Regions from separate parts of the Homo sapiens genome. Here region 1 is linked to region 2. Evidence: read pairs that join two places in POLR2A ChIA-PET (ENCODE). Cell type or tissue: PC-9. All regions are shown on one strand. Each heading gives the region's core, and the rest is flanking DNA. Links, peaks and the distances in the headings are about the cores only.

Region 1 (5,384 bases), core at 77-5,076, 240 kb after region 2:
GGCCGGATGCGGTGGCTCACGCTTGTAATCCCAGCACTTTGGGGGGCCAAGGCAGGTGGATCACGAGATCAGCAGTTCAAGACCAGCCTGACCAACACAGTGAAACCCCGTCTCTACTAAAAATACAAAAATTAGCTGGGCCGTGGTGGTGCATGCCTGTAATCCCAGCTACTCGTGAGGCTGAGACAGGAGAATCGCTTCAACCCGAGAGGTGGAGTTTGTGGTGAGCCGAGATCACGCCATTGCACTCCAGCCTGAGCAATCAGAACGAAACTCTGTCTCAAAAAAAAAAAAAAAAGATTAATAAAAACAAGTAAGATATAGGCCGGTTGAGGTGACTCACGCCTGTAATCCCAGCACTTTGGGAGGCCAAGGCAGGTAGATTACCTGAGGTCAGGAGTTTGCGACCAGCCTGACCAACATGTTGAAACCCTATCTCTACTAAAAATACACAAACTTAGCCGGGCATGGTGGTGCGCACCTGTAATCCCAGGTATTTGGGAGGCTGAGGCATGAGAATCGCCTGACCCTGGGAGACAGAGGTTGCAGTGAGCTGAGATTGCGCCACTGCACTCCAGCCTGGGTGACAGAGCAAGACTCCATCTCAAAAAACAAACAAAAAAGGGCAATTATTTACCAAGTTTTTCCAGTTCAGGTTGCTGGTGGCTGGAGCTTCTCCCGGCAGCTAAGAGTGCCAGACAGGAACCAGCCCTGGGTAGGACAGCATCCCATCACAGGGCGCGCACGCACGCGCGCACACACACACACACACACACACACACACACACACTCTCGCTCTCTGTCTCTCTCTGTCTCTCTCACTTGCCATGTGGACACACTGGTGAACGTAATGTGCACAGCTTTAGGATGTGGGAGGAAGTGAGTACCCCAAGAAAACCACACAGACGGAGGAGAATGGGCAAACTTCACACAGACAGCGATCCTCACCAGGAATTGATTTTTTTCCTCATTAACATTATAGCTAAATGACATTGAATGAAATGACATTGTTCGAGGACCTGCTATGTATCTGTAGAATTATTATGATTATGATTATGATTATTATATTTGAGACGGAGTCTCGCTCTGCCACTCAGGCTGGAGTACAGTGGCGCGATCTTGGCTCACTGCAACTTCCGCCTCCCGGGTTCAAGCGATTCTCATGCCTCAGCCTCCCGAGTAGCTGGGACTATAGGTGCGTGCCACCACTCCTGGCTAATTTTTTGTATTTTTAGTAGAGATGGAGTTTCACTGTGTTAGCCAGGATGGTCTCAGTCTCCTGACCTCATTATCTGCCCACCTCGGCCTCCTGAAGTGCTGGGATTACAGGCATGAGGCACCACGTCCGGCCTATAGAATTCTTAATGTGATTTTTATCATATATGATATGGAAATAGGACAAAAAAAAGTATACCACCAGCGTTTTTGTTTTTCTTAACATTCTCCTTTGGATATTGAATTTTGCCATTGTGTGTTACTATTGTCCCCTGACAGTTTTATAAAATTCTGTGTAATAGTTAAGCCTGTTTTTGTAAAGATACTGTGACTCATGGGAATAGCAGTATGGCCTTAACTTTTATCACCTTTGTTTTCTATATTTATCTTGTGTGCTCTGCTTGGCTTTGCATTCTGAGAGGGCAGGAATCAAGTCCCCCTCAGAGGTCATTACTGTTGCTAGGTGAGCATTAAATAGATACTCCATAAATGAACGCACTCTTGAGTGAATGGTGGGGGAAGTGCCTTTATTCATTCAATTTTATGTATTCTTCGCAAAAGGTATTTGTAGCAACTTCTTTGCAAAAGGTATTTGTAGCAACTTTTTTTTTTTTAATTTTGTTTTTTGAGATCAGAGTCTCACTCTATCCTCCCCCCGAGGTTGGAGTGCAGTGACACGATTTCAGCTCACTGCAACCTGTGCCTCCTGCGTTCAAGTGATTCTCCTGCCTCAGCCTCCTGAGTAGCTGGGATTACAGGTGCCCGCCACCACATCCGGCTAATTTTTGTATTTTTAGTAAAGACGGGGTTTCACCATGTTGGCCAGGCTGGTCTCGAACTCCTGACCTGAGATGATCTGCCTGCCTCAGCCTCCCAAAGTGCTGGGATTACAGGTGTGAGCCACTGTGCCCGGCCTGTAGCAACTTTTAGAAGGAAGTGAGACTGGTAATTTATCATTGTATTTCTCTTTGGTTGAAAGTATGATAAAAGACAATATGCACAGTGAGATGATTCAGAAAACCTTACGTAGAAAAATGTAAGAGAGGATTTGAAGTTGGAAAAGGAGATACTAGTTTTAAAATGGACCGTATGAAACTGGACTTCTAAAAAAAAATCTATGGTTTATTTTACCATTCTCTAAACTCACTTCACATTCTCTTGCCACTCATCTTGCAAGAATGTGCCCCAACTTTTACCTTTGACCACCTGCCGAACCCAGGCTCAACCTAGCGACTCCTACCCCACCCTTCAAAGTGTATTTGTAATGGCATTTTTTCCTTGAAGCTTTTAGTTACTTCTCAATTCCATGTGACCTTTTGCTCTTCTGAATTGTTCACTTTTTAAATATTTTTTGTACTTATCAATCCTTTTATAGTAAGCATCTAAAAATTTCTAAAATTGCCATCTACTGTAAAGTCCTTAATAAATACTCACTGAACTGAATTGTTGGTTTTCCCACCACCAAGGATAATCAAAATAATGTGATCATAAAACTTTAGGAAGAGAACATTTAGAAATGCTTTGAGCAGCGGAACCATTTCTTGTATTTAGTATTCAAGGTGACTATTTTAAGGGGACATCAGTCACTTAGAATGATTATTGATCAACCACATTGCATTATGTGGCACCTACATATCAGTTTCAAGGAACTCAGGCTTGTGTGATTGTGTCTTAGAGGCTGTGGTATAAATTGAGTAAGTTTTCACCTGAAATAAGTAAAGATGACTTGGGTCAAGAGGGGAGTGAATTCAACACTTGGAGGAAAGACTTGATTTGAGCTCTGATTAGATGTGAAATTTGGTTTAGCTGAAAATGGAGAGATGGAGGGGCAGGTCCTCTCATGCGAGAAAGAGGGAAAGAGTGAATGGAGTTGGGCGTGCAAGGATGTGGGCATAATAGAATGAAAGTATGAAGAAATGAGCGATGAGAAACTCCTAATTATGCATGGCATTTATCAAGTACCTCTCTTCTTAGAAAGCTCAAATTTCTACATTTTTGGTTCCCTTGGAGTAGAAAACAAATGACCTTATTTCCTATTCTGCTCTTCTGCTCTTTTGGGGATGTTGGCATTCCAGATGTAAAGTGATTAATGTTAATTACTTATCATTACCAAAAGCCCACATTTCCAGGTTTTATTGAAAGATTTTAGTTTTTGTTTTTATACATAATTCATGAAGACTTCTTTTAATGGAAATAGTGATAATTCATTAGCATAGTGAAATAAAGAGTGGCATGCTAAAACATTTTTGCAGTTCATTTGATCGATTTAAACAGCAGCGCTTAGAACAATTTCAGCTTCTTTGAAGACACTGCTGTATAAAAAACGTTAGAGGCAAGCCAGCTGCAGACTGCTGAAGAAAGAGTAAAGCCTATGTAAAAGAAAAACAGCACAAATGCTGCTCAGGGTTAGAGATAACCTTGGGAAGGAATTTCCACTACCAGGGTTCCATGAGGCTTGCCAAATGTTAAAGGAATTTCATGGAATGTATGGAATGTCTTTTTGTCAGTTAACTGTTCCCAGAACTGGAAGTTCCTTTCTTATACAGCTTTGCTTTTCAGATGGAATTGTGATCCTCTTGGGAAGCTTTCCATTTCACAAGATTCCCATTTTCCTTCCCAGAGAATTTGAGCAAAGCAGAGCCGGCAGGTGGTGCTTGGGGCTCCGTGATTATATAGCCTTTGGTTCTCTTCTTGCCTAATGCTGCCGACCTAATTTATGGCAATGATGGCCCATTTTCTTATTCCCTCATATAGTACATTTTGAAGACGGAGCTCAGAAACAAAATATCAGCCAGGCTATATTAAATTAGTTTGCCCTGTTGACTTTTTGGGATAGTTTAAGATGTTCTTTAACATTTATTCCCACTTAAATAGAAGGGAGAGAGGCTGGTATCTTCAAAAGCCTTGGCTTGATTCCAATTCAGTTATTGTATTCTGTCCACTTCCATTCTTTGAGCTCTGTGGAGCTCTTTGCCGTATTCTCTGAGCTTTAACTTAACTGCAAGAGTTTAATGCCAACACTGTATTTGTAGATATTTGCTATTCTGAGTGGTAATCAACTTTACTCTGCACAGCTCCTAGTGCATAGTAATAAGTATAGAGTAAAAGGACCAAACTGATGCTTATTTTGTTGATGGTGAAGTGTCATCATAACTTGGGACTTGGGAACATAATTAACATCTTTGCTGATGACTTCTGAAATAATTCTTTGGTTGCCGGTATGAGAATGCTGATGGAGACCAATACTCCTCTCCTCCCTCTCTCTGCTACTTCATGTCAAATAAACACATCTAATTCTGGAGCTCATTCAGACAACACACGCATGTCAGTTTTGAAAACTAAGGACCCATGAAAATGTCTGTTTTTATTTAGTGGCTGTAATTTTGATGTCACTCACCATGCTCTAAACTAATGGAGCTTTGAATGGGAGGAGTCACATTCCTCTTGTCATTTCTCTGGAGTGGTGAGGATGATGACACCAGAACTGGCAGGATATTTGACAGTGACCTCTGTAAAAGCAGGGCACACCCATTCCTCCCTGGTGATGTCTTTTGGACGTATAATTAATAAGAAAACCTTGGGGAAAGGCTGACTTTCTAAATAGCTGTTTTTTTCCCCTAATTTTAAACTTTGTCAGAATGCATATTTATACTCCTCATATTGTGTGTGTGTGTGTGTGTGTCTGGAAGTGCAACAAAGGGGAGATATTATCTGATACATGTGATAAATATGTGCATGTTCAGATGTACTATTTCATTCAATTCAAAGTTTTTCATAGGCAAATACCAGTGTCTTCTTGACATGCTCTGTGATTAGACTTTAAGCATTCTTTACAACCACAGGGCTTCTTTCTCCTTAATAATTTGGTCTACTTAATGTTTCCCAATTACCTTGTAGTTTTTGCTTTCCAAATCAGTGTTTCACAAAATGATTCATGAAATGCCTACATCAGAATCACCTGTAGTGTTTATTGGTGCTATGGTTTGAATGTGTCCTCCAAAGTTGATGTGTTGGAAACATAATCCCCCATGCAACAGTATTAAGAGGTGGGACTTTAAAGAGGTGATTAGGCCATGAGGGCTCTACCTTCATGAATGTATTAATGCCCATTATCAAAGGGCCTGAGGCTGTGAGTTTGCTCTCTTGCTCTTACTGCTCTTCTGCCATGG
Region 2 (5,384 bases), core at 206-5,205:
GGAGCATGCAATCTAGATCCTTCGTATGCACAGTTCACAATAGGGTTCACGCTCCTATGAGAATCTAATGCCACTGCTGATCTGACAGGAGGCGGAGCTCAGGTGGTCGTGCTCACTCACCTACCACTCACTCCTGTGTGGCCCCATTTCTTACAAGCCGCAGACCAGTACTGGACTATGGCCTGCGGGTTGGGGACCCCTGGTTTAGATGAACCCAAATGTCCTCTCAATCACTAAGATTCTCCATAGCTTCTTGAACTCTTGAGCTTTGGAGATCATTCTCGAAGTTTCTATAAATAAAAGTGGAAATCAGCCCCCTCCTTAAAACCAGTGAGAGGCTTAGAGAGCACAGTAATCATGATGTTTCTGTAATCCTCCCAGAACCGAATCAGAAATGGCCAGGACACTGAGGCATTCACATGATAGCGAGGAGCAAAGTGCAGGCTTAATGTGTCCTTCCAAAGTCCACATTTCTTCTGCTAGCAATTTCTTAAATTGCCACAGAAATTGAAATGGATAAGAATTTTGGTTTGTCAACAAGATAAAAAACTCACAGATAAAGTGAGTTATCTGCTTTTTGTTCAGACCAAAAGGTGACTTTACCAGAAATTATGCTGGACATCTAGGGAATTAATCTGGATGAGTGAGCTCAGCCTGACATAAAGATGCTTCAATGCCCTTCTTAGCAATGATGCTGAAATAGCAACAGCTTTAGCTTGCTGAGGCAATAACAGCTGCCAGGGCAAAAAAGAGAAATGAGAAAATCAAAGCCATTCTGAGGTATGAGGCAGCAATTAAGAGAATCTCCCCTTGAAGGGCTTACTTAAGTAAGCAATCATTCAACCAATATCCATTTATTACCTACTAATCAAGACATCAGATCTGTATTCTCTGCCTTCCAGGAGCTTATGATTTAGGTAACAGCTACCACCTCTTCTCCAGACTAAAGAACCCCAGTGCCTGCGCCTCTTTCTGACATTGCACCTCACCCCGTAAAGCCACGAATTGCCCCAAGCCCATGTGTCTTTGCATTATTTGATGTTTGGTTTTTCTGTTTTATTATTATTATTTTTGTGGCAAAGTCTCACTCTGTCACCCAGGCTCCAGTGCAGTAGCGTAATCATGGCTCACTGCAGCCTCAACCTCCCAGGCTCAAGTGATCCTCCCACCGTAGCCTCCCGAGTACCTGTGACTACAGGTATACATCACCACGCCTGGCTAATTGTTGTGTTTTGTAGAGATGTGGTCTTGCCATGCTGCCCAGGCTGGCCTCGAACTCCTGAGCACAAGTGATCTATTCTCCTTGGCCTCCCAAAGTGTGGGAATTATAGGCATGAGCCACCGTGCCTGGCTATGTTTGATTTTTCGATCCCTTTGGATTCTCAGGTCCCCATCTTGGGAATCCACCCCTTTGTTGGCTTTAGCTGCCTGTGTCCTGGCGTATTTCTGGCGAATCATTTTTTATTCTTGGAATCCACTTCAATTGCTGTTGTGTTCGCCTTTCCAACTTCATCACACATTTAGCCCCTAGTCCTGCTGAATTCTGCAGCCCGAGGCCTTCTACGCTGCTGTGGCGCTCCGAGGCTTCCCTGCTGACATCCTAGTGGCCCCAGCAGAGCCCCATCTATTGGTTGAAGCTCCTCTTCAGCCTGTCCTCTCCTGGACGTGACTCTTCCTTGTACTCACAAATGTACCTTGACACAATAAATGTACCTGTTTTGAGTCCCTGCATCTCTCTGTCAGGTGATGCACCACTGGACATGCCCACTGTAGTGTCCAGAAGGTAGCTTGCTATTGTTTGAGCAGAGAAGACCAGAGAAAGAGCAATCTCTCCTTTGTTCTTGGAACCTGCTTCCTCAGGGCTCCAACTGAAGACTCAAACCGAGACCTTTCTTGAGTTAAAACTATAGAGATAATGTTATTAGAGATAAAAGGTTCCAGATGAAAGAGAAATTGGCTTCCTCCAGAAGTGAAGAGTTTTCTCTGGAAGATGAGGCAATGGTGACAAAGGAAATACTCATTCTTTGATGCCTAGTCAGCAAGAGGACGCATTTCCCAAAAGTCCACATCTGTGTGGGGGTTGGGTGCACGAAGCATAGCACTGAGTGATTATCAGGGGAGACACAGTAGTTCAAATTGCAGTTCAACTTCTTTAGCCCATCATCCACTTCCTCCTTAGCCCTGTTAGTGACACCATTAAATGACCAGTCACCAGATTTGGAAAACCTCCCTTCAGCCTAATAAAAATCCACTGAGTGTATCTGTAAACTATGTCACCCCTTTGACCCCCTCATTATCACTCATGTAGACCAATGCAGTAGCTTCTTAACCCTGAAATTCTTATCCCACCCTTGCCTTCCCCGGCTCCACTCTAACACAATGGCTTCCCTTTACCTTAAGAAAGGAAGTTCACACTTCTTAGTACAAGAGTCCGAGTTCCCCACTAATTGGCCATCCCCCTCCTTCATCAGCGTGTGCCCTGTGAAATATAGTGAGGAATGGCCAGATGTTATCCTTGATCTGATCTGATGTTGTAACTCTCATGTTAATTTATGTGCCTGGCACAACGAATGACTCATTGCTTAAACATGCCCTATATTTCTACCTGGGTCCTGAGCTCATGTTATTCCTGTGCCTGAACGGCCCTCCTGTCACCTCCTATCTCCTCTCAAGCTGACCTCAAACATTCAGCAAGTCAGAACAATTCTTCTTCTTGTGTTATAACAATGGCATTTAACATCTTTTGTCTTGTGTTGCATAGGGTTGCTTATGTGTCTGTCTCTTCTACTTGCTTATAAGCCTTTTGCATCCAGAGAAACGTAATACTCCTCCTTATGGTTGCCACAGTCATTGGTCATCATAGATACTCAAGGAATGTTTCTTGGAATGAATCTGCCCAAATATGAAACCTGAAAGCCTGGTTCCAAAGCTTGATATTTACACACACACCTACTTATACTATAGGCACAGCTATGTACATGAACATTTAGGCACACATGAACACCCACACCCGCATGCCTACACCTGTGCCCTTGCACACACTCATGTACACTTACACACTCACAAGCTCATATGCAAACTCATAACGCACACCACACTTGCACCATAGGCAAACCTATACACACATTCACACACACATACACATGCAAACTCAGATATATATGTATACATATATGTAGATTTGTTCATCCTCACATACATGCACACATATATGCCTGCTCATGCACACACACTTTATCATCTCTATGAAAGGTTATCTCTGCCAAGATGCTTGGGTGTGCAATGGTGAGGGACTCAAGACCACAGTCCCTAAGGGAGGTAAGGCATCAGGGTAGGTAGGATTTGGAAGTAACTTATTTCCCACAATGAATAGTTGTTTCAGGAGGAAGTGGCTCTGTTTATGTGACATCTGGCTCTCTCTCTACCTCTGCTCAGAGAAGATGGAGTGATTTAGCTGATAGGAACTTTAGAGAGAATAAACTGGTGTGGTTGGCTCAGCCTCTCTCTGGTTTCCTCCTTGACAGCTACCCTGCCATCAGAGGGCAGGAGTCAGGGGTGGGCTGGAGCGGGGCAGGTCCAGGGTGGGAGGCTGCCATAGTCCAGGCTGCTGTGAGGGGGGTTCAGTATTGGGAGGTTTATTTGCTCACAGATATAAGCTATCTTTTCAATGTCAGCATAAGAAAGTGGTATTATAGCCTCCACTTGTCATCTCTCTCACTTTGTTTCTTTCTTTCTTTTCTTTTTTTTTTTTTTTTTTTTGAGACGGAGTATCGCTCTGTCCCCCAGGCTGGAGTGCAGTGACACGATCTCAGCTCACTGCAACCTCTGCCTCCCAGGTTCAAGCAATTCTCTGCCTCAGCCTCCCTAGTAGCTGGGATTACAGGTGCCCGCCACCACATCTGGCTAATTTTCGTATTTTTATTAGAGATGGCGTTTCACCATCTTGGCCAGGCTGGTCTTGAACTCTTAACCTCATGATCCACCCACCTCGGCCTCCCAAAGTGCTGGAATTACAGGCATGAGCCACCACCCCCAGCCTCTTTCTTTTCTTTTTTGAGACAGGGTCTCACTCTATCACCCAGCCTGAATGCAGTGGCACGATCACAGCTCACTGAGGCCTTAACCTCCCAAGCTCAAGCAATCCTCCTGCCTCAGCCTCTTGAGTAGCTGGGACTACAGGCATGCACCACCACGCTTGGCTAACTTTTTATTTTTTGTTGAGATGGGCGTCTCGCTATATTACCCAGGCTGGTCTCAAACTCCTGGCTTCAAGCAACCCTCCCACCTCAGCCTCCCAAAGTGCTGGGATTACAGGCATGAGCCATTGTGCCCACACTTGCTTTTTTTCTCTTTTTTTTGAGACAGAGTCTCACCCTGTCACCCAGGCTGGAGTGCAATGGCAGAATCTCAGCTCACTGCCACCTCTGCCTCCTGGGTTCAAGCGATTTTCCTGCCTCAGCCTCCCCAGTAGCTGGGATTACAGGTGCACACCACCACGCCAGGCTAATTTTTTGTATCTTTAGTAGAGACGGGGTTCACCATCTTGGCCAGGCTGGGTCTCGAACTCCTGACCTTGTGATCCACCTGCCTCAGCCTCCCAAAGTGCTGGGATTACAGGCATGAGCCACCGCACCTGGCCACTTTGTTTCTTAATTGGTTCATAAATCAGGCAGTGAAGGGAATGTTGTCTGTTGGAATCCCTCAAAGACCCTAACAGAAGTGGAAAACCAAGGGCAGAACTTGAGTAAATTGCCACATCTGTACTCTGATCAGGCAGCTTCAAATTCACATAAAGGAAAGAGGCTAAGGAAACTCCCTCTCCGTGTCTGTGGGTAAGTGTATTTACTGCTTGTGATGTATAAGACAACGCTGTAGGTATTTGGCGGCCCCAAAGACATATATGCTTCTTGGCATTCCCAGGACTTGGAATCCCATTGAAGCAAAGGCCATATCCATATTTACCTTCGTGTGTTTACCACTGGTTGTGCTGGCAAGGTTCTTGCTCTGCTGGCTTCATCTGCCTAGGGAGTTGGTTTCAAACCCTGGGATATTCATTTTCCTCCCCTGGACATGACATCATCATGTTTGCAACACCTCAACAGGCATCTCATCCAACAAGAACTGTGTTTTCTTCATTGTAATGAAATACTTAGGAAGACATGAAACCAGCCCTGTGTTTCAGCAGAACACACAAATCTAGGGTGAAATGGTTCCTTTCTTTGTCCCACTGTTAAACTCCATGCTGTATTCAGTTCCATCTTTTTTAGCTGTGATTAGGGATGAGACAAACTTAGGGCCCATGAGGAAAGGTTAAAGCAAAGGAGATTATTGTAGGGAGAAAGCTGAAGAGCAGGTTCACTGTCGTGGAATCCAGTAGCAAGGGG

Evidence for each region. ChIA-PET counts read pairs that join two places held together with the same protein. Peaks named below come from ENCODE experiments on the same cell type or tissue, not always from the same donor. Only the 100,000 strongest peaks of a DNase experiment are listed, where the experiment ranks them.
Region 1: POLR2A ChIA-PET joins it to region 2 with 5 read pairs; 3 of 35 experiments call an interaction of 5 or more read pairs at or near these places.

Annotation. Positions count from the first base shown.
Region 1 is chr18:62,873,903-62,879,286 of GRCh38, forward strand. All of the region lies in intron 4 of PHLPP1 (PH domain and leucine rich repeat protein phosphatase 1), which reads left to right. Among named protein-coding and RNA genes, the nearest start is that of PHLPP1, 160 kb to the left of the region's middle. RefSeq lists enhancers at 3,720-4,220, 5,120-5,384. In PC-9, for the core only: no CTCF peak of the experiment used is centred there; DNase peaks (open chromatin) are centred at 1,589 and 2,419; H3K4me3 peaks cover 839 bases; H3K27ac peaks cover 4,626 bases.
Region 2 is chr18:62,632,550-62,637,933 of GRCh38, forward strand. No RefSeq gene overlaps it. Among named protein-coding and RNA genes, the nearest start is that of PHLPP1, 80 kb to the right of the region's middle. In PC-9, for the core only: no CTCF peak of the experiment used is centred there; DNase peaks (open chromatin) are centred at 2,562 and 2,892.